6 separate regions of the Mus musculus genome follow, and all the other regions are linked to region 2. Evidence: chromatin loops called from intact Hi-C (ENCODE). Cell type or tissue: left cerebral cortex. All regions are shown on one strand. Region 1 has its middle 54 kb from the start of Emp1. Region 2 has its middle 27 kb from the start of Eif4a3l1. Region 3 has its middle 42 kb from the start of Gm26105. Region 4 has its middle 81 kb from the start of Emp1. Region 5 overlaps Grin2b (glutamate receptor, ionotropic, NMDA2B (epsilon 2)). Region 6 holds the start of Grin2b (glutamate receptor, ionotropic, NMDA2B (epsilon 2)).

Region 1 (4,000 bases), 940 kb after region 2:
TTTTTTGAGACAATTTCTTTCTCTTCTATAGCTCTGACTGTCCTGAAACTTGCTTTGTAGACTGAAATTCGGAATCTACCTGTCTCTGCCTCCCTAGTGCTAGGATTAAAGGCACGTGTTACCACACCCAGTTTCTGACACCATCTTCAAGCTGCATTGACCAAAACCCACAGACATAGGCATGATATCAGAGATACATGGCTGGCATATGAACCCATAGACTTAACTCAACCCTAAAGCCCCCAGAGTCATAAGGAAGTGAAGACCACCTCCCCCTCCATCCTATGCTCTGCTGAGCCTCACCTATTCCAGTTTTGAAATCTTAGAAGTTCATCCAACTTGGCAGGCATCATGGTCCTGTTCCTCAGCTGAGCTCTGATGCCCCTGCCCAGACTCCACCCTTCTCTGCTGTGGCTCCTCTCTTTCCTCTAGACTGTGAAATACTTAACATCTCCCCCAAGCCCATGCCTTCCAGATATGGCTCAAGTCCAAAAGTATATCAAAGGCTTAAGACAATGACACTCGTTCTGAATGGCCCAGTACCCTCCACCAGAACCTTGCTTTGCCCTCCAAGCAAGTCCGACTACTCTTGAAGAGTCAGGCACCAAGGGCAGCAGCTGTGTGCCCATCTGAGATCAAGTTCTGAAACTTCTGAGCTTTGCCTGTGTGATGAGTCACCTCAGTTTCCTCTCCTGAACAGTGAGCCTTCACGTGGATCTACTTCCTGTGTTTACTTTGAAACCTAAAAGAGATGGCATATTAGTTAGCTTCCTATCACTGTGATAAGACACCTGGACTGAGGCAACGGGAGAGAAGGACAGGTTTGGTTCTAAAGGGATAAGACCGTGACCATTGCAATGGGGAAGGACAGCAGCAGACTGGATGGCAACTGGAGACGTATCCTGGGAGTTCACCCCTTAAACTGCGAGCAGGAAGCAGAGATAACAAACCGGAAGTTTGTGCCAGTCTTTTCAACTCTCAAAGAAAGTCTTCAGTGGCATACTTCCTCCATCAAAACCACATCTCCTAGGCCACCCCAAACAGCACCACCAACGGGGGCCCAAATATTCAAATACCTGAGACCACCACAGGTGAATGCCAAGAGCCAGGTAGAAAATAAGTATCAGGAGAGAGATGACCCCAGCCATTGTTACCAGTGTCCCCAAAGACGTTATCGTGGCGCTAGACGCCATGTCAGCTGCCACCTGGGACCCACTGTAGAGGGACTCTGGGGTTCCACTCTACCAGAAGAACCCCAAGACTGCGGGTTGCACCATGGTGTTTTCTAGGGTTCTCAGTAGAGAAGCATTTCAGTGTTTGTGTAGATTCCTGTCTCTCCCCTGCAAGATTGTAGTCTAGTGTTCATGGGGCTTAAAAGCCACTTCCAAACCATTGGCACAATTAGCAGTTAGGGATGCGGGAGCAACTGTGACTGGTCCAGTTGATAGCAACTCACTCCCTCAGGATGAGTTCTTCCCAGGAGGGTCCTCCATTCTCCTGCAAACAGGCTGCTAGGAGATCCGGCTCATCAAGCTTGTTGACAATTCCAAACATGTCTCCATATACTTAAACTTAATTACAATTAGCATGGAAATTAGTGCCCCCTTTAAAATTAACAATTCATACTTCTAGGACCATTAGAACACCGACCCATGGTCCTGCACAATCCTCCCTGCCACACCTCTCTCTCTCCTCCTCTCTGACACTGAATTTCTGCTGGGTTTTGCAGACAGCGCCATCTTCTGGACAAGAACTCAGCTGCACCGTCCCCTAGTGGATGGGACACAGGGCAGCAGCTTCCTCTTCGAGGCCACAGGTCTTTTGCCAAATACTTCTGCTTCTGCTCTACAATGGCTAATAATTCCTAAAAGAAGAAGACTGGGGAGTTTGGTGGAGGGTCTGTGAGAAGTGTAAGAGAAGAAAAGAGCCAAGCGTAAATAAAATCCATAAGGGGGTCGGGGTGAGGGGGCGATGCACGTGCACCGCATGTCGTCGGTGGTGTTTCTCAGAATCCACTCTCCTTGCACATTGAGGCAGGGTCTCTCACTGAGACCTGGAGCTCGCTGATCAGGCTAAGCTGGCTGGCCAGTCAGCCCTAGGAGTTCACCTTACTCCACCCCTACGGTCACAAAGTGAGCACCACCACTCGGACATCTTTACAGGGGCTAGGGCTGGGAATGAAACTAGGTCCTCCTCTTGCACAGTAGGTGCTTTTTCTGCCAACTGAGCCATCCTCTCAACTTTTTGTCATTGTTTTTTCTTTCTTTCTTTCTTTCTTTCTTTCTTTCTTTCTTTCTTTCTTTCTTTCTTTCTTCCTTCCTTTCTTCCTTTCTTTCTTTCTTTCTTTCCAGCCACCTGGCATGGGGAGTATCTGCTTTGTTAAACTGATATAATAGTTTGTTGTCTTGATATAAAAATAATTACCGGTCTAGAAAGCCTCCCTAAATAAACAAGTGGTGTCCAATAGTGGGCCTGGCTCCCTCTCCCGGTGGGAAGATCTTTACACTACAGCAGGAAAAATCAATTATGTTATGGAAAAGTAGCTTCCCCATCTCACTGGGTCTGAAAAAACAAATCCAGATGACGTTCTAGCTACTCTATTAACCTAAAATTTCTATTTAAAAATAAATCAGTTAAGAACATTCTTTTTGTCCTAAAAGAGTTCTCTGGTTGCAGCTCTCCAGCTGTGATGGTAGGGGATGCTGGGTTTACCATTTGTGGTACGACATGCTTTGTATGCCTGTAACTGTGTTATTTGCTACTTTAAAACCATCAGAATTCAAGTTTGATTGTGTATGAAAAATGCCATCATGCAACCTATTATTTTGTACAACAACTAAAAGGAAATAATTTCTTAAGCTACTAAATAATGATCAAAATTAGTATTGGTGGCACCTACCATACTAAATCCTTACCAATATATATATAAATCCCTAGCATATTTAATCTTTTTGCTAGTTCAAAGTGATAGCACTATGCTATCCTCATCTTAAAGATAGAGACCCTGGGGTACAGACAGAATGTATAGCCCAGGATCATGCAGGGGACTTGAAGGTAGTAACCAGGATGAAACTCTGAGCTGTCCTGTGATGATGCCCTCCTGTATAGTGGGTCATTATCTGCATGATGACGACACATCTGCTGCATGATGACACATCTGCTGCATGATGACGACACATCTGCAAATTCTCTGGAAAAAAACAGTCATTCAACATGGAAGCCTTTCTTGGTCCTCAATTACTGGTATCCATCCCCAATCCTCGAACCACTCCCAAACACACAGTCAAGTTCATGAAGATATGGGCAGAAGAAGAAGGGAGGGAAGATAGGAGGGAAGAGAGAGAGAGAGAGGTTTACTTAAGATTTATTTTTATTTTCAATTGTGTGTGTGTGTGTGTGTGTGTGTGAGTGAGTGTGTATCAGTGTGAGTGTGTCAGTCTGTGAGTGAGTAAGTGTATGTGTAAGTATGTGAGTGTGTTTGTGTGTGTGTGTGTGAGTGAGTGAGTGTATTGTGAGTGTATATGTGTGAAGTGTATGTGTTTGTGTGTGAGTGAGAGTGTGTGTGTGTGAGTGTGAGTGTGTGAATAACTGTATGTGTGAGTGTGTGTGAGTGTGTATGTGAGTGACTGTGTGTGAGTGACTGTGTGTGAGTAAGTATATGTGTGAGTGTATTTGTGTGTGTGAGTAAGTGTATGTGTGAGTGTGAGTGAGTGAGTGTGTGTGTGTGTGTGTGTGTGTGTGTGTGTGTGTGTGTGTGTGTGTGTGTGTGTGTGAAGGCAGTTGCCCTTGGAGACCAAAGGCATCAGATCCCCTGGAGCTGAGGTTACAAGTGATTGTGAGTGACTTGATGTGGGTGCTGGGAATCAAACCGGGGAACTCTACAAGAGCAATGTGTGCTCTTACAAACTGTTAGGCCATCTCTCCAACCCTGGAAACAAGTAAATTTAACTCAAGTTGTTTCAATTGGGGTCTATAGGACCACGAATTCTCTAAAATTATA
Region 2 (4,000 bases):
ACTCTTGCAGAAGACCTGGGTTCAGTTCCCAGCACCAGCATGGCAGCTCACCAATGTCTGTAACTTCAGTTCTAAGGGGATCTGGTGTCCTCTTTTGGTCTCTTTAGGTACATATACGATGCCCATGTGTATATGACAGGCAAGACATGTATACATAAGAAATAAATCTTAAAAAAGAGATGCGCCTTGATTAGCACTCAGAGCAGAATGATAATTATGTTTGGAGGGATAGACACAGGAAGGCACTTTAACGTTTTAGATGAAAGAATGAACTTCAAACACCAGATAAAGAACAGAACTCACACTTAATAAATGCATTGATAATAATAGTGTCATCCTTGACTCATTAGAGTGTTATCTTCTACACAGCAGTGCAGGGAAAAAAATACACCTTTGCTGTAGGGAAAAATATTCATCTGGTTGTAATAGTGTAAACATTTCAAAATGTGGTTACACTCTTTATTGATTATTTGGGAATCTCACATCATTCATGCCAATCACAGTCCTATGTCCACCCCCTTAAGTGGACACCCCCCCCAATACAAGTCTATTTTATGTTGTCCATATACTCAGTAGAGCATGGTCAAAGTCAAAAGCCAGTCCTCCAAGGGCAGATAAGTCTTTCTCCACCTGTACTTCCTCCTGAAGCCATCAACTGTGGAGAGTCATTCAGCAGCTGATGAGGGGCAGGGCCAGCTTCAGACATCAACACAGCTTCAGCTGTCAGTCCAGACCATGAACATCTGCATGGCCTTCGGTGGTAACATGAGCATCAGACATACACAGCCCCTGGCCATATCAGGTGCACAGACCCAGTCATGGCCCTCAGGGGCTGCATGGACCCTGAGCCTCAGCATGGCCTCAAGTGACTACACAGGCCACTCCTACCAGCATGTCTTAAGACAGCAAAGCCCAAGGTCACCACCAAGGCATCAGTCAGAGGCACGGACTGCATATGTCCACAGGGACCCCAGGCTTCATCATGGCCAGGGGCAGCAGCATGGACCACAGACACCAACACGGCCACTGGTGGCATTCTAGACCAAGTGGTCCTTTCCCCATCCAGGGCCTCCATCATTACCCAGAGCCAGGGCGATCCTCACTCCGACTAGCATGTTCCGTGGGCTAAGTCTGCATCTGTGTAAGCTCCAGGCTGCTGCACACCACTGTGCTGACTCCACTTTCTGACTTTCTCATCTTCCCATCTCCCCATGGAGCATTTGTTCATTGTAGGGATGCCCACTACCTGCACCAGAAAGACATGGTGGCTTGGTTTGTTTCCTCCGTGTGTGTGTGTGTGTGTGTGTGTGTGTGTGTGTGTGTGTGTGTGTGTGTGTGTATACACACATGCTACAGTACATGTGTGGCATACGGGGGACCACTTGTAGGTGGTTCTATTCTACCCTGTGGATCCTGGGGATAGAACTCTGGTCCTCAGACTTGGCAGCAGACACCTACTGAGCCATCTTGCCAGCCCTAACGTAGAGATTTAAAAGTTATTCACCACCTCCTATTTAGTCTCATTAGAAGGCTGAGGACCATTAAGCCCAGAGAAAGGATATTCTGTGGAAATTCCATGTAGTTAACTGGAAAATAAACTATGGGTTTTAGCAAGTATTATTGGTGGACTATTAAGCGTTCGGTCTACACTAATTATGAGAGACTATATATTAAATATTTACAACTAGCCCAATTTTTACAGTGTCATGAAGTTTAATGGAAATAACAAGTCCAAATTCATACAGACAAAACACAGTGGGAGTTAAAATAGGTGAGTTAGCTCAGAGATGCTTGGATGCAAGGTTCAGACACTGAAGATTTCTAAGTAGTATTTATAAAAAAGGTTATTTTTTTCTTGTGTGTGTGCATGTGTGTGCGCGTTCGACAGTATGCGTGTTATGTGCATGCAGTGCCTGTAGAGGGCAGAAGAGAGCATCTGCCCCCCCCCCCAACTAGAGTTAACAGTTGAGGCAGTTTTAAGTCAACCAATGTAGATATTGCAAACCAATCCAGGTTCTCTGCAAGAGCAGTACACGCATTTACTGTTGAGTCATTTCCCCAGATCTCTAAGTAGTCATAAAACAAGCAATGTACACTGTTCCCTGGAAGTCTCTGGAATTTAAGGATGTGTTACCTGAATTTTAGATGCAAAGGCTTCTAGGCTTGCAAATGAGAACAAGTTTGGGTGCATTCTCTCCATCTGTCACTAGGTGGAGTCCGCGCACCAATAAGCCATGCAGGTTTGGGGAGTGAACAGCATTTATTCTAGGAAGTCAGGGAGCCAGGAAAGCTGGTTTTGATTTAAGTGCTAAAAAGCTCACTCCCTCTGACAGCTGGCTTTATTTCTTTTCTGGATAATATAGACGAGGAAGATGAGTGGTCTCCGGAGGTGTAGAGAACTGCAAAAGCCAAGAGCTATGTGGGACCAAGGCATGATCAACGAATCCTGGTCTTTCCCAGGGCGGATGTAAGGATCAGATATGTGGCTGGGCAGTGGAATAATGGGCTGAGGGAGCAGAACGCACCAGCACTCTGCCCTGTGCGCTCTGCCTGCCTTCAGCCTTTCAACCTTTCACATTACATAATGCTGAGTACACCTAATGTTTCCAATGGAAATAGCTAAAACAAAGAGTGGTGTTATCATGGGAACATCCGAGTGCATAACACTTGGCAGTTTTAGAGCACCTTCTCTTGCACTCAGCCTGGAGGTATCTGGATGGTCTCACTGGGGACAGATCTTCTTGAACCAAAGAACGTAGGATAAGGATGGGGAGGTTGGCCATTCTTCCTCTGACTCGAAGTCTTCACAGAAGTCAGGGCTCTCTAGAGAATTGAGTCAGACTCATCCCACCCTCCCATCTATCCCTCCTTCCCTCCATCTCTGCTTTCCATATCTATCATACCACCCATCCATCTATCACCTATCTCTATATAATTAGCCATTTATTTCTCTACTATTGATCTCTCATCTGTCATATTTAGCTATCTATTTCTATTATCTATCTATCTATCTATCTATCTATCTATCTATCTATCTATCTATTTATCTATCTATCTATCTACCTATCATCTGCCTATCTATTTATCTATCTTCTACTGTCTGCTTGCATATCTTCTATCTATCAATATCTACCTATCTACCTATCTATGTCTGTCTGTCTATCTATCTATCTATCTATCTATCTATCTATCTATCTATCTATCTATCAATCTATCTATCTATGTCTACCTATCTATGTCTATCTCTCTCTGTGTCTATCTATCTATCTATCTATCTATCTATCTATCTATCTATCTATCTATCTATCTATCTATCTATCTATCTATCTATGTCTACCTATCTATGTCTATCTGTCTGTCTGTCTATCTCTCTCTGTGTCTGTCTGTCTGTCTGTCTGTCTATCTATCTATCTATCTATCTATCTATCTATCTATCTATCTATGTCTACCTATCTATGTCTATCTCTCTCTCTCTGTGTCTGTCTGTCTATCTATCTATCTATCTATCTATCTATCTATCTATCTATCTATCTATCTATCTTCCCTCCCTTTTCTCATCTATCTCAGGATTATGGAGGCTGGCAAGTCCAGGGTCCAGGCCTCCAGAGTACACTTGATGCTACAGCTTGAGTCTGAGGGCAGCCTGCTGGCAAAATGCCTCTTCTTTGAGGAATCCCAGACTTTTTCTTAAGGCCTTCAGCTAATTAGATGAGGCTACCCACCTTACAGAGGGCAATGTCCTCCACTGCAAGTCTATTGATTTAAGTGCTAATCTTATTTGAAAACATCTTCACAGACACAGGCAGGCGTGCTTGACAGGATGCCCGAGTATCATGGCCTAGCTAAATTGACACATAAAACTGACTCTAGCAGATATGCAGCAAATTCCCTGCCAGGCTCTGAGAGCAATGCTGCTTTGTGCTGTCCTTGCCAGAGCACAAAATCACCTCCGCCTCTTCTCATGGCCTTTCCTGTCCTGATATTGAGTATGGACAATGAT
Region 3 (4,000 bases), 120 kb after region 2:
TCAGGACCCACTCTCTGAGAACTGGCATCCTCTGCACCCAGTTAGGTGTCCATTAGCAGCCTCCCTGCTATACAACATTGTTCTCTGAATACCTGAGATTCAACCAAAGCCTGATTCTAGCTCAAGCTGGGTTAGGTATTCCTTCACGTCGATTGAATCTAGAGCAAAGAATGCTGGTTTCTATCTAAGCCAGATCTGTGAATGAAAAAGATGTCAAAAGCCCATGTAGTAGTCCTGCTGTGGACTGGGGTTATAGAGGGAGGACCAGAGGCACAGAAACCCCAGGAGTGCTATGTCTGGGATCCTGCTCCTCCTGGTGGGTTGCCTGGCTGCTTATCAAGTCAGCACAGGTGAAAGCTGCATCCTGTTATTTACAAGCAAATGAAGTAAGTGAAGGCATGCATGAAGGACAGGAGAGTCCAAGCACTTCGAGACTCTCCTTGTGCCAGGATTTAAGCAACCAAAGGTGGGGCTTAGGAGATTTCCAGAAAAGGGGAATGTGATTAAGGAGCTGGGATTCAGAGAAGCAGCACGTGCTGTGATGGCTAAGACTCTGCAAGGGATGTGTGTGTGTGTGTGTGTGTGTGTGTGTGTGTGTGTGTGTGCATGTGTGTGTCTATGCATATGTGCTAGTGTCTGTGTGTGCATGCACATGTGTGGATGTGAACTTGTGTGTGTGTTTTTACATGTGTTCCTTTGTGTATGTGTGTGTGTGTTTGCATATGCATGAATGCAGGTATGTGTGTGTATATAGACATTTAGTTCAGCGTATACAAAGCCCTGGGTGAATGTGGCCACTGGTCTTCCATTTCTGGGTCACTGTAAGCTGTGAAGATGGAAAGGCTCCTTGCAGAGAGAGGGATTTGGTTGGTAAAAGCCCTGTGCATTCTTCCCTAACTGGGGCTCTGATATAATCAAGCAGCACTCCAGTTTAGAGGCATAACCCAGCAGGACCCAGCTTAGAGGCATAACTGGAGAAGAATGCGATCTAGGTCCTGGATGGAGAAACTCCACCGAGGAGCCTTACTGTTCAGGTCCTCTCAGTCCTGACCTCCTCACCTGAAACCCTCTCAGCCAGGCTGGAGGCCAGCCCTGGTTAAATGGACCAAATACATATCATAACATATGCCACACGAATTACAATTTCCTGGGGGTCCTGGTGGTGCAGATCCATAATCCTATCCTAGCTATGCAGAAGCTGAGGCAGGAGGATTGGGGTTTAAGTACCATTTGGGCTACAGAGCACAATTCATGTTCAATTTGTGCAGCTTAGGGAGACTCGGTCTCAAAAAAAAATTGTGAGAAAGGAGTGGAATTTAGCTCAGTGCTTGAGTGCTTGCCAAACATCTGTGAGGCCTGAGGTTCAATCTCAGTACTGTAAAATAAACAAATTAATAAATAAAAAAAATAAAAATTACCGTTTCCTCTAAATCTAGCAGGTCTTGTGTGGCCTCCCCCTCCTCCCGTGCCTAGGAAAATGATGTTTCTTTCCTTGGAGCTCCAAGCTTTCCCTTTCTGTCATCCCCACGGCTGATTTCCAGCGCCCCTTTGCTCATGATTTTCCTCTTCCAATGGATCCTATTAACTGATTCTCTTCGCCATGTCAACACAATCTCTGAGAAAGAACCCCAAGAAGCAGACTGCCAAGGACTGCTCTGTGCAGCTCAGCCTAAGTGTCTGAGGCCACAGCTTCTGCCAGGCGCCCTCAGGAGGAGGATTTCAGTTCTGCCCTCTTGTTACCTGGCAACCTCTTGTTTTTATTTTCATCCCATTCCCCTCCCCCTCGAGCTGTTCATCTCTACAGGAGCAAGTTCTCTGCAGAACTCCGAGTGGCTGCCCTCACCACTTCCAGCTATCTCCCCTTCCTGACCTGGTTTGATGGGCGGTCTAGCCACAGTTGGTCTCAGAGTCTTTGCCACTGGATTCTCCCAGGAAGTGAGCAATGACATTTGTCACATTCAATGACATATCAAGGCAGCATTGCCAGTGGGATTCTAGGGTTGCCTTCTCAGGGATGCTCAGGTTCTTTGTGTTTCAGACAATGCATGGGACAAGATACAGAAGGGTAGTAAAAGCAGATATTCATTAACAGTTGGAGTGATGGCATACAGCACACTTCACAGAATAGACAAACACGTGATGGAAGATCCCTGAGGTCGTTGGGGATACCTCAAAGTTTAGGTGGAGAGAAAAGCTCATCTCTAGGAGCTAGGATAGGGTAGATTCTCACCATGATTAACAGGTTGTTATAAACGTTGGATAGTCTGCTCATGCATGGCCCATACAACCCATATTTTAAACATGTAAACCCCATCATGTATATATATGAGATGGTTAAAAAACGGGGGGGGGGTCTCCTGTTCAGACAGATTGACTCAATAAATGGTTTAATTTGTTTGGAAAAAGTCACCTTGTTTATCTCTCTTACTTATTAGGGCATGCCTGATCCTAAACTGTTACAGGAATAGGGGAGCTGTGTGACAGTCTATCTGGAAGGGACAGACACCTTCTTCAAAGGGGAGTCCTTATCCTGCCTATCTCAGGGAGACAGAGAGTGGTATGTCTCAGCAGTGTGGCCAGGAGCGTCAAACATCTCAGCCTTGGGCCATGCTGGGTGGGAAAGAACAATTAGACAGGACAACATGAAGCAACAGCTTGAGAGCGGGACTCTAACCTTCTGGTGGTACCGGGGGTGGGCTGTATATGAATATTTACAAAGAATCCGGGAAGCTGGGGATACAGATGCAGTCGATAACACCAGAGAACAAACAGTGTAAAAGTTATGCTAATTTTAGTCATTTATGAGAATGACTTTACCCTTTATAACTAATTATTGCATAAGCCATAGTTATTATGCACATCATTAATTGGTGTCAGATTAGACTTATTCTAAATCTCATCGGCTCACAGTGCAGCATCCCACAGGTGAGAGGTCTTTTCATCTAGCTTGAGTAGAGTGCCTGCTTACAAGTTCCAACAACTGGCAAATGGACTCATAGAGACTTGGGTTAAGACAGAGCCCTTAATCTGCTCTTGTCAAGAGCATGTGGACATGGTAACATTATTTGTTTGACAGTAAATTTGTGTGCAGAAAATGACAGTTATCAGTTATATTTAAAATCTCTCTCTCTCTCTCTTTCTCTCTCTCTCTCTCTCTCTTTCTCTCTCTCTCTCTCTCTCTCTCTCTCTCTCTCTCTCTCTCTCTCTCCACCCAGCATGGTGTATGAATGTGTGGGGGTATATGTCCCACAATGCATGAGTGGAGGTCAGAGGTCAGAGAAGCCCCAGTCAGTAGGATGTGGTTCTCTTCCTTTATCAGCTGTGTCCCAGAACTCAGGGCATCAAGTTCAGCAGCGAACATCTTTCCTGATGAGCTATCCTGCTAGCCCCAGGTACATTTAACATGTTGTTTGTCTCAGTTTTGTCAGAGAGATCAAGCATGACTACCCCGTCTGACTTGTCCATTAGCAGTCACCTGTGACTATTTAAAATCTAGGTAACTCATTAGATTAATTTCTCAGGGACAACAGGAACATTTCAAGGGCTCGATAGCTGGGTGTGGCTAGTGGCTCCCTCCCATAGGGTATAGACAGTGTTGCTATGGTTCAACTTTACCCTGGTGCTAATGCCATAAGCAACAGTAGAAAGGATAGTTCCCATCATGAACTTTGATCTTTCCTAAGGCTGCTGACACGCTGTAGGTACTCTCTTGATGGGCAGTCCTGGTGAGTTATGCTCTAACACCCAACCTGTGCTCTGTCTACAGTGTGTGACTGAGCCCTCCAGATGTAGGTTAGGTATAAGATGTATTTTGAAGCAGAAAATGCATGGTTTCATGTATTCTAGGATGGCCTCAAACTCATTACGTAGTTGGGGATGACCTCAAACTTCTGATCTTCCTTGCTCTGTCTCTTGGATGTAGATTCCAGCCACGAATGATCACACCGGATTGATATTTTGCTGGGAATTGAATCCAGAGCATGTGCATGCCAGGCAAGGG
Region 4 (4,000 bases), 910 kb after region 2:
AGGAAGCTTTTGCTCTTTACCTATCACCTTGCTAGCAAATCCTTCCCTTCACTGGCCTCAGAGCCTACTCCTTCAGGATCCCAGCGCATCCTGAGACATCCAGCCTCATGGACCAAACATCTGGATTCTTGGAGCTTCCATTCCTAGGCAGCCACTGTTAGACTAGCTCGACCACAGCCTGTAATTCATTCTAATAAATTCTCTTTCCCTGTATAGAAAAAGACTCATTCTAACAGTCCTGTTGCTCTAAATAAAGCCCTGACTAATACAAAGGCCAGTGTTCCAGTCCCTCACTTGGGCATCCAAAGGCTTCCCGTCCCTAGTCCCACCTTTGCACAATTAGACGCCACACATTCCTTCCCCCTTTCTACCTTTTACTGACATTCTTGCAGCCTGTCCATTGCCCCAGCCAAAGGCTGTGAAAACTCACTTTTATGTCTTTCTTCAGACTCTTCAGCCCAGCTGCCCTCCCTCTTGGAGAAGTTCAAGTCAGCTCCCACTTTTCCACCTACTGACTCATTCCATTAAATTCACTTTTCCTGCCTAGTGTCTAATTTCTTTTAAAAACAAAACACCTTATGAAAGATTGCAGTTGTCATGTCTTATAAGTGTACCCTTATGTATGCATGTTCATCTACACACATGCTGGGTCTGGAAAGAAGGAAGGAAGGAAGGAAGGAAGGAAGGAAGGAAGGAAGGAAGGAAGGAAGGAAGGAAGGGAGAGAGAGAGAGAGAGAAAGAAGAGAGGAAGAAAGAGATCAGAGAGAAGGGGGGACGGTAGGAGGGAGGGGCACATAGAGAAAAGACAAAGTAAAGTGGAGGCACCTTGACCCCAGATGAGCCCCAGCTTCTCTGGTCCCTGCAGGGTTCCAGGCTGGCAATACCCTCAGCTTCCTCCCCTGCTCTCTCTCCCTGTCTTCCCCTGTGCCTCCGTCTTTGATGTGTGTCCAGTAACAGCATCAAATCTTAACCAGCAGCCCCATCTTGGAGAAGAACAACAGAAGAGATGAAAATGTAACGTTGAGAAGTTCATGCTCCAAGGAGCACGTGCACTTTGCCTCCTGTAGAGCCCATCCGAGACGAGCCTGGCAGAGGTCTGGCTTTCTGGCACATGCAAAGACCATTGGATACCCATCCCGGTGTATGGGGGCAACTGAGAAATCACCAGGAGACGGAGCTTCCTCTGTGTGCACAAGGGAGCCAGCCATGCCTGCTTCCAAGGACCTGGTTGTCTGAGTGAAGCATGCAAAAAAAAAGAAGACGAAGGAGAGAAAGGAATCATCGACCTACTGTCTCCTCCTCCTCCTGAAAAAGACAGCCCAGCAGACATCCATCCCCCCAGGACTCACAGGCCCTCTGTAAATTACAACCCTGAGCGCTAAGGGTAGCACCCTGGACCAGAGCCAGTGGCTGTCCTGGATGCACTGTTTGCTGTGAGCCTAGGGTAGAAGAGGTGAAGGCCCTTGGCTGGGCTGCTTACAAAATCTCCTTCCCAACCCTGGCTCCTTACTCCCCTTCGAAAGCACTGCAGAGCCTGCGTCTGATTAATGTTGTGCGCTGATATACACAGAAGCCGGCTCCAGATTCCTGGCAAACCGCCCTGCACCCTGCGGAGAGGAGGCTCCACCTGCCCAAGGGCGACCCCTGGCGGCCAGCAGAGAAACTGCGCAAAACTGGGAAAGGTTTGTTTTAAAGAGTGCGGACTGGTATTGGGTGTACACCTCTAATCCCAATTATCTGGGAGGCTAAGGCTGGAGGACCACAAGTTCCAGGACAGCTGAGAAAAATTACTGAGACCTCCGTCTCAAAGAAAGAAAAGAGGCTGGGCATGTGGGTCCTTGGTAGAACATTTGCCTGGTGTGAGTCAGGTCTCAGGTTCAATCCCCAATAATAGTAATTATTATTATTATTATTATTATTATTATTATTATTATTATTATTATTATTATTATTATTATTAAAACAAGCAAAATGTTTTAAGAAATAAAGGCGACAGAGTAAGCTATGCAGCCCCAGATGGTGCTGTACAGGAGGTAGAGTCTAAAGGGAAAGCCAATTTTGCTGTCTTACAGTGCAAGCAGGAAGGAAACATTCTGTTTGGAATGGTGGGGGCTGAAGGAGGTAATTGTGGAGGGGGAAGGTGGAAATGTGAAAATCTGTTGATAGTCGGAATAGAATCTGTTTAATATAATTCTTTCACAAAATAACACTTACAAAGTTTTCCCTGCTCTGAGCCAGGCCTCCTTCCATCTTCAGCACCAAGGCCATATTCTCCCCTCTGCTTCCCCACCAGCTGCTTCGGGAAAGGAATCAACCTATACTACTTGTGTCCTGTACCTGCAGTGATCCTGGGACCCAGGAGTCAAGAGGCTAGCTGTTTGACCTTGAACAATCTGCTCAACATCCTGGGAACTCCTTCCAGAATTCCAGAATATGAAAGCAAGGAAGGGCTTGTGAGTAGCGGGTGGCTCTGTCACCTCTCACTTTCCCATCCTCTCCCATCAGTTGACACACCCATCCTCAGTCCCACCAGGCATCGGTGTACATTTGCTCTGCAAGGAGCCAATTGGTGCACAGTTGACCAGCTTTCGGATGGAGCCTGATGCTTTCAGCCTGATCTCAGAGGCTTTAGGTGGCCATCTTTCACTTTGGTGTCAGATTGCTCTGATGCCCAAGGCTCTCTCGAAGGAGCTGCCACCAACAAGAAGTTCCCCCAGAGACACAACTCCCAAGTCTATAATCATAGGCACCAAGGGAGAAATAATGGACAATTAGATACTTGCTAGGTGACTTTTCCATAAACAGATGTCTTTTTTTCCCAAGGTAGGGTACCAACAGCAGACCAAAGGAGTGGGTCCCATCTGTGTCCAGTTTGATAAAGCAATGTGTTTATTTCAGTAGTATGGCTGACGGGGTACTCGCTGAAGTATGGTGAGTCCAAAGGTTGATGCATGATTATCATGGAGGGAAGCAGACATGCGTGATACTAAGCAGTAGCTGACAGCTTTACATCCTGCAAGTAGTGAGAGAGATCTCAGAGCCCACCCCCAGAGACACACCTTCTCTATCAAAGCCACATCGATTCCAATAAAGCCACACCTCCTAATCTTTCCCAAACATGTCCACTCCCTGACAAATAAGCATTCAAACTATAAGAGCCTGTGGAGACGGTACTCATTCAAACCACTACAAGGAGATAGCTACATAGCGTGGTTCTAAATGAAAGCGTGGGGGTCAGCCAAGAGCAGCCCCTGGAAGTGTAGGAAAATCAGCAAGTGGAAAAATGAATTCAGAACAAAATCCTGAGCCACAGGAGCGAGAGCTGGCCTGGGTGCTCTGAGGCCGTGGGCAGCTCCTGCCCTCTAATTCAACAGAGCCAATAGAATGGTACACCACAGGGCATGTCCGCAGGACAGAGACTATTCAAATGACCTTAAAGGTCCCCTGGGACACAGAACAGTCTAGTCTCAGAATCCTAATGCATATCTCATGGAGAGACACTACCTCTGAGAGTCTAATCTGCCACTAAGTTACCAGAAGTAAGAGGTGAGAACATGGGTTCTCTCTCCTGATTCTTATGCATCCATCCATTTGCTCATTCCTTTAGTCATCTATCCATCCATTTATATAGACTTTCATTCAAATGTTTGTGGAGGCCAGAGACTGGCACTGATAGTCTTCTCATGCTTCTCTTAACCTTGTGTTTTGAAACAGGGTCTCTCATTGAATCTGGAGTTCTCTGGTGCAGCTAACCTGGCTGGCCAGCAAGCTCCTATCTGTCTCCTCAGCACTGGGACTCCAGGCGCAGAGCACCATGTCTGGCTTTATATGTGAGCACTGGAGATGTGAACTCGGGCCCTCATGCTTGCATAACAAGCACTTTACCAACCGAACCATAGCCCCAGTCCCTATCGCCCCAGTGCCCATTCTGGCAGCATTTTATTTAATAGTTAATATGTACCTGGCATGGGGTCTTTGCTACCGGGAGGACAAGATAATT
Region 5 (4,000 bases), 450 kb after region 2:
AGTTCAAACAGAGTGGGTTACATTTACATTTGACTTGCAGGTGGGATCCCATTTCCAGCCCACACTGTACAAATCTCAGAGGCAGTGGGCCCCCGGATGTCGACCCACCTTGGACCACTTCCTTTCCCTCAGTACTGACTCAAATGTGAAGGACTTTGATTGTGAAGATCATAGCATTAACTCGCAGGACAGAGTGGCTCAGAATCAAGAATTTCTTCCTTAGGCTGGGCAGGTGGTTTGGTGTGTAAAGTACTTGCAGTACCGATAACTCACACAAGGCTGGGAGTGGCAGTGGGGGTCTGTAATTCCAGCATTCCTTTGTTGGGATAAAAGGTGGACCCAGGGGAACCCCTGGAAAATCTCAGGCCAGCTATCCTGACATATATAGCAGGGAACAAGAGACTATGCCTCAAGCAAGGTGGTGAGAGCTGACAACCAAGAATATTCTCTGATCTCTGTGTGTATGTGCCCACACTCAGTAAATGAACACACCCCCACACATGCACAAACATATACTCACACAAATGAACACAGGTGCACACACATACAAATAAATATACATACATACACAAATAAAGACGCACTGCACACATATGTGCACTAGCCTCTGCTCGACCATGAGAAACCCAGAGGGAGCCTGAGGGCAACATCCAATAAATGTGTTTTAAAGACATCTACATTGATCCCAGGGGACACCACTTTGTATCTAGGTTCACTTTGCTATGATGCTCTGGGCCCCTTTCTTTTCACACAAGAAAGGATGATGTTTCTTTCTTACTCTGGCTGTATGCTCCCAAGTTCTTTATCTCATACATGGAAAAGCATACCCAATCACTCCACACCTGAGAATCTTGTGATGAAAGAGTGTTGCCTGTGCCCTGGACTACTGGCTGCTGACCCTCCCCGTCCTTGGGGTTGGAGGTGAGGTGGCACAGAGTAAATGACACAGACTCTGGGAGCAGGTAAGAAGTGCAGTGGCAAACTCGTCTGAGCACGGCTGCAAGCTCCTTTAATACCCTCCACCTATGCTCCACTGGTTCCAAGAGAGCAGTTTTTCTAAACAACAGTTCCTGATTGGCTGGCATTGTCTACTTCAAAAATCCTTGGTCTCTCAGACAGTCTTCAATTAAATCCTCCTATAAGAGATGCCTTTATGGCTACGTGGTCCCGGCATTTGGCATTTACATAGAGGTGGCCGATGCAATTCCTCCTATAGAGGAGGAGGCAAACATTCTGTTCTAGAGTCTGTTGGCACTCAGAAAGGTCAGAGGAACATTGAAAATATTGTCGTTGGACATGTGTTAAGACAAAAGCAAGACCTTGACCTCTGTCTTGATTTACAGATGTTCTCCAGGGCCACCGTTCATTTTTGACAGGTTAGATAAGTTTGGACTTGTTCAAAGCATACACACTGCCGGAGAGCAGACCAGAAGGAAACAGAGGTGGGGGAGTGCTGCTGGGGAAGAAACGGGCTGAACCAACCTGGGCCAGTTTTCTGCATTTTAGATGCCATTTGCACTTGGTTTAATTGATAACATAGGCAGTGGGTGTCTGCACCCTTTTTTCTATACTGAGGCTTGTTCAAGGTTCTGGACGATGCAAATGCTACCCAGCATGCACTTTGATTGGCCTCAGGAGGAGTGGGGCATCCGCAAAAAGATCCCTTTAATTTGCAGTCTTAGACTTCTTACTCTTCTAGCAACACAAAGTGAATCACCCAAGAGGCTGGCAAAGCACGCGGAAGGAACAAAGATCAGCATTAAAGAGGACGCTGGCTGGAGCTATCAGGAATTTAGGTGTGCCTTTAGGACCTAAAGGATCTTTTGTGATTGAGACCAAGGTAGTGAAGTTAAGGAAAGAACACATTCTTCCATCCCAAGTTCCAATTTAATTCGATGACCTTCTGGACACAGATTATTCACCCCTGAAAACTCAAAAGCATATGGGAGGATATTCCTCTGAGATGCGCCCCAATCCCTCCCCCCACGCACATACACGCACACTTGGTGTGCTCACTCACCCACAAGTTTAAAAATAGGAGCCATGGTGTTGCCATGACTCCCGGTGCTACTCAGTGCTGCCTCTTCCCTCTGATGCGATTTCCCTTCAGAGCAGATTTAGGCGAGAATCTGGCTCAGAGCGGCCTCTAGCGGCGGCACAATCCTTAGGGAAGCGTTTCCTTCCCCGGTTCTGCCCAGTCCCCAAACTAACCCGCAAGGGGCAAGTGGAATACTGGGATGTTTTGAGTGGACTCTAGGGGATCAGCTTTTAGCAGATCTGTCCTCGTAGTCATGATAATGGGCCGATGCCTACTGTATGCTACAAAGTGGGAAGGGGCAGTTGGCGGGGGATTTGCAACCCACAACTCTTAGTAGGATAATGTGGGGTGCTGGTGGTTGAGGGAGCGGTGGCATTACTGTACACTAAGCAAGGGAGATTTGCTGTGATCAGCAGCTAGCGTTCTTAGTTTTCCAGCTAGAGGAGTCTTTCAAAATGTTATCACCTGGTAATGAGTCAACAGCCTCGGGGAAGTGTTGACAAGCTGGCTTCCTTGCCTGCTGTCTTTGCCGTTTTCCCCTCCCTGTGTTTTGAATCCTCAGTTTCTTGTTGCCAATTGCATGGAAGAGTTCAGGAAAACTGATGAGAGTCTGTCCAGAACCCGGGCCTGACCTAACGCAAATTCTAACTCCGAAGGACCAGAAAGGGGTACAGGCTCAGTCAGAAACGATGTGTATCAGGGCTTGGAGGTTGATTCCAGCAGCCAGGGGCTTAGAACCACTCTGCTGTCATTTGTGTGGCCCAGATGAACAGAACAGGGTAGAATGACATTTTAAATGGATTTTAAACCTGGTGTTCATGAAAGAATCCCTTCCTTTGCTTCCCTCCTGAAGGTCAATCCAAAAACTGTAATTGTTGCTGGTGTTGGGAACCTCAAATTCTGGAAAGGGTACAAGCTGTGAACATTTATCGCATGAGAAGAAATCCTGATTCTCTCGTGCATCCCGTTCCTTCAGCTGACATTTGTGGGTCTATTTTATGCAGAGAGATGAGTTTCTATCAGCATGGTTGGCAACAGAAGCATCGGAATGGGTTGGCTTTAAGGAGTCTTTAGTTCAACCCATATACAGAGAAAAGACACTGAACTTTAAAGCTTCCAGTACCATGTGTGCCCTGGCCCCGATGAGAAATTGATGCATTGCTAAATTTTTGGAGCACACAGTGGGCTTTAAAATGAAAGTTTTTTCGTGCTGAAAAAAAAAAAAGATGTTCTTTGTATTTCTACGCTGTTATTATATTTAATGGAATTGTAGACTGAAATGCAAGAAAGAGAAAATAGTATTTAGAGTGAGGAGCAGTGGGTGAGTACCACAGTGCAGAGAGTGAGATGTCCACCTTCTACCTCTCCCTGCTGCCTCTGCCTTTTGAGCAGTTAGTTTCATTGGTTCTGATCCTACGGTGGCAGGGGCTGGTAGGCACTTCTGTAACGTGTGGCATTTAAACTTTTGTGGCTCTGACTGGGCTCGATCTTGGCACGGTTCTGTGAGCCAGCGCGGCCAAAGCACAGCTCTGTAATTGTATTAAGAAACACAATTAAGGAATATTGCATTTGCAGAACAGACGAGTGCCAACTGTCTGATTAAAGACTTGGGGGGAGATGCTATGTTTCGCCAAAGAAATAAGAAGACAAAGGAAAAAAAAGTGCTGCGTTGTTCTTGTTAGTTCCCTGTGATTTGTAGGAGAGAACCAGGGCAGAGCCACCAGGCGCACTTACCACAGGGGCATCATTAGGTGATCGTTGCCATTGGTTTTAGCCAGACTTCCACGTACCCAGGCGTCTCCCTCACAAGCAGAAGTTTTGCATCTGATCCTTACGTTTGTAAGATTTAGGCTTTGTGGAATGAGTAGAAGGGGTGGGAATCTAGGGTTCTTGTTCCCTTTCAAATCGAGATTCCAACAGAGTGGCTATATGAGTTTTCCTACATCCCCTCACCAATAACGC
Region 6 (4,000 bases), 180 kb after region 2:
TCTTTCAGTCACTGTGAAAGTCAGCGGAGTGAACCATGCTCTGCATCTCTACACAGAACAGGTAGACTCGGAGAGTGAGATGGCCAGATGCCACCTCTCACTATCAAATCCTTGAAATGCTTACAGAAATCAATTCAGGCTTGGATGATGAAAACGACCTGGAATTAGACTCCCAAAGGAGAGCACCGTGGACTGCGCCACGGGCAGAGGAGATGTGTGTTCCTTCTTTGCTCTCTGCTAGGGAAAGTGGATAGACTGAAATGGAAATGTTAGGTTTGGGCAACAGGAGAAATGAAAACAAATAAGAGTAGTATGCAAGTTTTGGAAAAGGGCATCGGGAGGGAAGGGTGGCCCACGAGGTGAAACGTAAAAGATAGCCATATTTAGAATAGTAGGTTACCAGTCAACCCACAAGGGTGCCTAAGTGGGTGTAGATCTCATTTCAAAAGAAAAAAAGAAAACATTACTGTAAGAGCAAGGGCAGCGTGCTTCACTGTGTCCTGGCTTAGGGCATCTGCCTTTGTTCCAGTCACTAGAACATGCACATGATTGGGTCCAGTCGGCCATTGTGTGCATCCAGCAGAGAGCAGTGACCACATTCCACACTTTCCCAAAGGAGTAGATGCGCAACCTCACTTTGTCTCGGGAAAGAATGGGAATGGTCACAGAGAGGCACACGGTATTGCTTTTGAATACGCGATATTTGTGTTCTCCTCTGTGTGTCGTGAAAACATTAGATGCCAAGAATTAGCCTGACAAAGTTCAGGGAACGGGAAAAAACACTGCTGTGGAGAACCCGCCTGAGGTGTTCCTGGTGCTGACTGGACTAGAGGCCAGTGCGCATTGGCCCGTAGACCGGAGTTCCAGGCTGCTTGGAATGGGACCGATCCCTGTGTGTTCCGGTCACATTCTCCCAGGTTGGTGAGTGAGAAGCCCGTTGTTTTACTGCCATAAAAGTTCACCTCCACTGTAACAGAGACAATGGGTGAGAATAACAAGGATGTATCTACAAGGATATTAATATTGAAGAATAGATAATACTACAAGTGATCACAAGGACTCCCAAAACATAAAACAGCTCAAGAGGGAGAGAAATGGCTGCTATTTTCCGTTTTAGAGAAGCTGGGTTAGTCAGTGCTGTAAAATCATTTCATATGGGAAACATTCGTTTGTCTATCATTTTTGCTTGAGATCTTTAAATAACGCAATCCACTTAAAAAAGAACCCCAAAGTCCTCAAATCTTTCCCAGCAGCCGGAAAATATCACACACACTCACACACACACACATATACACACATACACACATATACACACACACATACACACACATACACACATATACACACACATACACACACACATACACACACACATACACACACACATATACACACATACACACACATACACACATACACACACACACACACACACACACACACACACACACACACACACTGCTGTACAATTCAGCCTTTTAATTACATTTACCTGCTTCCCTATTGTTTAACTGTCAATTTCCTGCACTGAAGACAGATCTCAAGCTCCCTGAAGACAAGAATCCTGTCATCAAGTTGCACTCTGCACCCGGAAAGCAGGTACTAAGCAGAGACTGCTGAATGGAACCAGGGGAGTGGTTTCAGTGTCAGTCTGCAGCATGGCCTTCGGGTTGAGGTGCACAGCCCTGCGCGGTGGTCCAAGGTGGCCACTGTTTCCCCTCTCCCTTAAGCCGCCCCATCTCGCTGCTATTCCTTCTTGCTGCCAGGAGGAGGCACCACGGCCTCGGGTTAAGCTTTTCCCACCCCCTGGCTACCCCACTTCCCCCAGCTCATGACGTGAGAAGCAGCCTCAGCCAAGAGTCTTAGCAGTGGGAGTGAGGGGGTGATGGAGGGGGTTTGGGAGTGGGGAGGGGTGGGGGGTGGAGAGCAAGAGGACGCGCGTGCACACACACCCTGCCTCTTGGGTTTCTCCTCCTGAACCTCCTGTGTGAGAGGTAGGGTGTGTGTGTGTGTGTGTGTGTGTGTGTGTGTGTGTGTGGTGTGCGCGCGCGAGCGCGCGCTTGAGTGGCACGTTCCTGGGTGTGAGACCCAAATCAAGACCAGGACCTTTGATGTCCCCGCCCTCCCCGCGTCGCCGGTGATTAATACCCATTTTTCTTACTCTCCCCCTCCTCCCCTGCTCTTCCTCTCCTGCTGCCGAACGCTTGACTTGCCCCCGCCCGCTTCCCCTCCCCCGGCTCCCATCACCACCAACTGGAATCTGGGCTCTCTTGCCTCTCCACTCCCCCCCCCCCTTTTTGAGAAAGGAAGGTCCTCCCCCACCCCCTTTCCAGCACCACTTCCTTGGGTTCCTTCACCTCTAGGAAATCTCGGGGCTTGGCTCTATGGAGAAGCGCTTCTCGGGTCAAGCTGCCTTTCTATCCCCGGCATCCAGCGGAGCTGGCATCCGAATACATTTCCTTCTGCTCTGCAAAGAGTCGTAGTGAACTTCCCAACCCAGGAGACTGATCCATTTATCCTGCTTTGCAGGAAAGAAAACGTCTCAAACCCTCGACACCCGCCACCCCTCTCCGGAGACTGCCACCTCGGAGGTGCAGAACCGGTACGTAAATGCCCGCTTTGGAGTCTCAATTTTGAGGGTTTGGAGAAATCAGGCAGATAAAGGCTCGAAGCCTTGGCACTGCTAACCAACCTGGTATTGGGTACAGCTTTCCAATCCAGCAGCACCGGGCACTTGCTATTTTGGATGGTTTTTTATTTTTCCTTTTAAACAAAAGGATATTTTTGGGGAGGGGGAAGGGGACAGGACTGCCTTTGGTCTTTCTGAGGTGGTTAATCCCTTCTAGGGGAGAGGCTGGGCAGCGGTGCCAGAGGCGGGAGCCACGCGCTGCGACCCTCCAGTCCAATCCTCTGGCTGCAGGTGCAGCCCGGTGCGCTGCACATCAGCGCGCCGGCGGCGTGAGTGTGCGCGGGGGTGAGTGTGAGTGCGCGCGGGGGCGCGTGCGCGTCGGGGGCGTGTGTACGCGCGTGTCAGTGTGCCCCATCCAAGAAATGCCCAGTGTGCGGCCGGTGCACAATCAGAACCCATTGAGCACGAGCCCGGGGTGGGAGGAGGCTCCGCTGCTGGAGGAGATGAGGAGAGCGAGCCAGACGTGTCAGCAGCATTGCAGATGGGGCTGGGGGCCGCACTCACTGGCGAGTTAAGTGGGGATGGTGTGCGTGCATGCGCGCGCGCGCGCGTGTGTGTGAGTGTGAACTGCTGTGTGGAGCCTCCTCTCCCTGCCTTCCTCCTTGCTTTCCACTTCCCTCTTCCCTCTCTTCCATTCAGGTTGGCTTTTCTCACCTTTCATCCATGCCTGTCCCAGGAACGGCATAGGCAGACCTTTTCGGAATTATTTATAGATTGGTGCCAGCTGTTTTCAATTCCTCTGGTGTGTACTCTGTGGGAAATGCAGGGTTTCCTCCCCCTTTCCTTATAACGACTTGGTATAGAGATATCTATATTTTTTTTTCCGGCATGCATTTTGCTAACCCTCCGGGAGACACTCGAATCAAACCCTGACCTCCTCGTTTTTTCCCCTTAGGAAGGGGACGCTTTGGGAATGACCACGCTCCACGGAGGGACAGAGCCTGCCCCCAGCTTCTCCACACAGAGACTCCTCTACTAAAGCTCCAAAAAATTAAAAAGAAAAAGAGAAAAGAAAAAAGAAAAGAGAACCCAACCCTTAATTGCCGGAGACTCCTTAAATCTATATATTCGGGCTACTAACCTCACATGCACATGGAATAATGGCTCTGGATTCTGCATTGTGAGCCGCTCTCCACACCCTGAGATTCCCTTTCACATTACATTTTTTCCTTTGAATTTACATCTCTTCAAGACACAAGATTAAAACCAAATTCACACTCCACTGGATTTTAAATGTTCTTCTGTCCCTTTATCCTCCGTCTTTCTTATGTGGATATGCAAGCGAGAAGAGGACTCTGGATATTCCCAACA

What was found. Peaks named below come from ENCODE experiments on the same cell type or tissue, not always from the same donor. Only the 100,000 strongest peaks of a DNase experiment are listed, where the experiment ranks them.
Region 1: it touches region 2 in a loop (4-fold over the local background); 2 of 42 quality-filtered maps call a loop at or near these places.
Region 3: a loop joins it to region 2, with 2.5 times the contacts of the local background. A loop is called at or near these places in 6 of 42 quality-filtered maps.
Region 4: it touches region 2 in a loop (4-fold over the local background); 15 of 42 quality-filtered maps call a loop at or near these places.
Region 5: a loop joins it to region 2, with 8 times the contacts of the local background. A loop is called at or near these places in 20 of 42 quality-filtered maps.
Region 6: it touches region 2 in a loop (6-fold over the local background); 6 of 42 quality-filtered maps call a loop at or near these places.

The regions. Positions count from the first base shown.
Region 1 is chr6:135,415,393-135,419,392 of GRCm38, reverse strand. No RefSeq gene overlaps it. Among named protein-coding and RNA genes, the nearest start is that of Emp1, 54 kb to the right of the region's middle. In left cerebral cortex, CTCF peaks have their summits at 1,754 (motif pointing left) and 2,495 (motif pointing left); a DNase peak (open chromatin) is centred at 1,740.
Region 2 is chr6:136,352,072-136,356,071 of GRCm38, reverse strand. No RefSeq gene overlaps it. Among named protein-coding and RNA genes, the nearest start is that of Eif4a3l1, 27 kb to the right of the region's middle. In left cerebral cortex, a CTCF peak has its summit at 2,212; a DNase peak (open chromatin) is centred at 2,228; H3K27ac peaks cover 666 bases.
Region 3 is chr6:136,236,945-136,240,944 of GRCm38, reverse strand. No RefSeq gene overlaps it. Among named protein-coding and RNA genes, the nearest start is that of Gm26105, 42 kb to the left of the region's middle. In left cerebral cortex, a CTCF peak has its summit at 1,684; DNase peaks (open chromatin) are centred at 160, 274 and 1,625; H3K27ac peaks cover 1,916 bases.
Region 4 is chr6:135,442,407-135,446,406 of GRCm38, reverse strand. No RefSeq gene overlaps it. Among named protein-coding and RNA genes, the nearest start is that of Emp1, 81 kb to the right of the region's middle. In left cerebral cortex, a CTCF peak has its summit at 1,646 (motif pointing left); a DNase peak (open chromatin) is centred at 1,584; H3K4me3 peaks cover 286 bases; H3K27ac peaks cover 1,103 bases.
Region 5 is chr6:135,905,845-135,909,844 of GRCm38, reverse strand. The region is part of intron 5 of Grin2b (glutamate receptor, ionotropic, NMDA2B (epsilon 2)); the gene reads left to right. Among named protein-coding and RNA genes, the nearest start is that of Gm14330, 55 kb to the right of the region's middle. In left cerebral cortex, CTCF peaks have their summits at 287 and 2,140; DNase peaks (open chromatin) are centred at 2,089, 2,508, 2,955, 3,489 and 3 more places; H3K27ac peaks cover 4,000 bases.
Region 6 is chr6:136,171,467-136,175,466 of GRCm38, reverse strand. Grin2b (glutamate receptor, ionotropic, NMDA2B (epsilon 2)) reads left to right here and starts at 1,922. Exons shown (of 15, transcript NM_001363750.1): 1 at 1,922-1,994; 2 at 2,530-2,602; 3 at 3,585-4,000. Gm26653 (a long non-coding RNA gene) reads right to left here and starts at 2,439. Exons shown (of 3, transcript XR_378074.4): 1 at 2,358-2,439; 2 at 1,493-1,613; 3 at 1-967. In left cerebral cortex, a CTCF peak has its summit at 1,763 (motif pointing right); DNase peaks (open chromatin) are centred at 2,201, 2,494, 3,133, 3,849 and 3 more places; H3K4me3 peaks cover 2,520 bases; H3K27ac peaks cover 2,508 bases.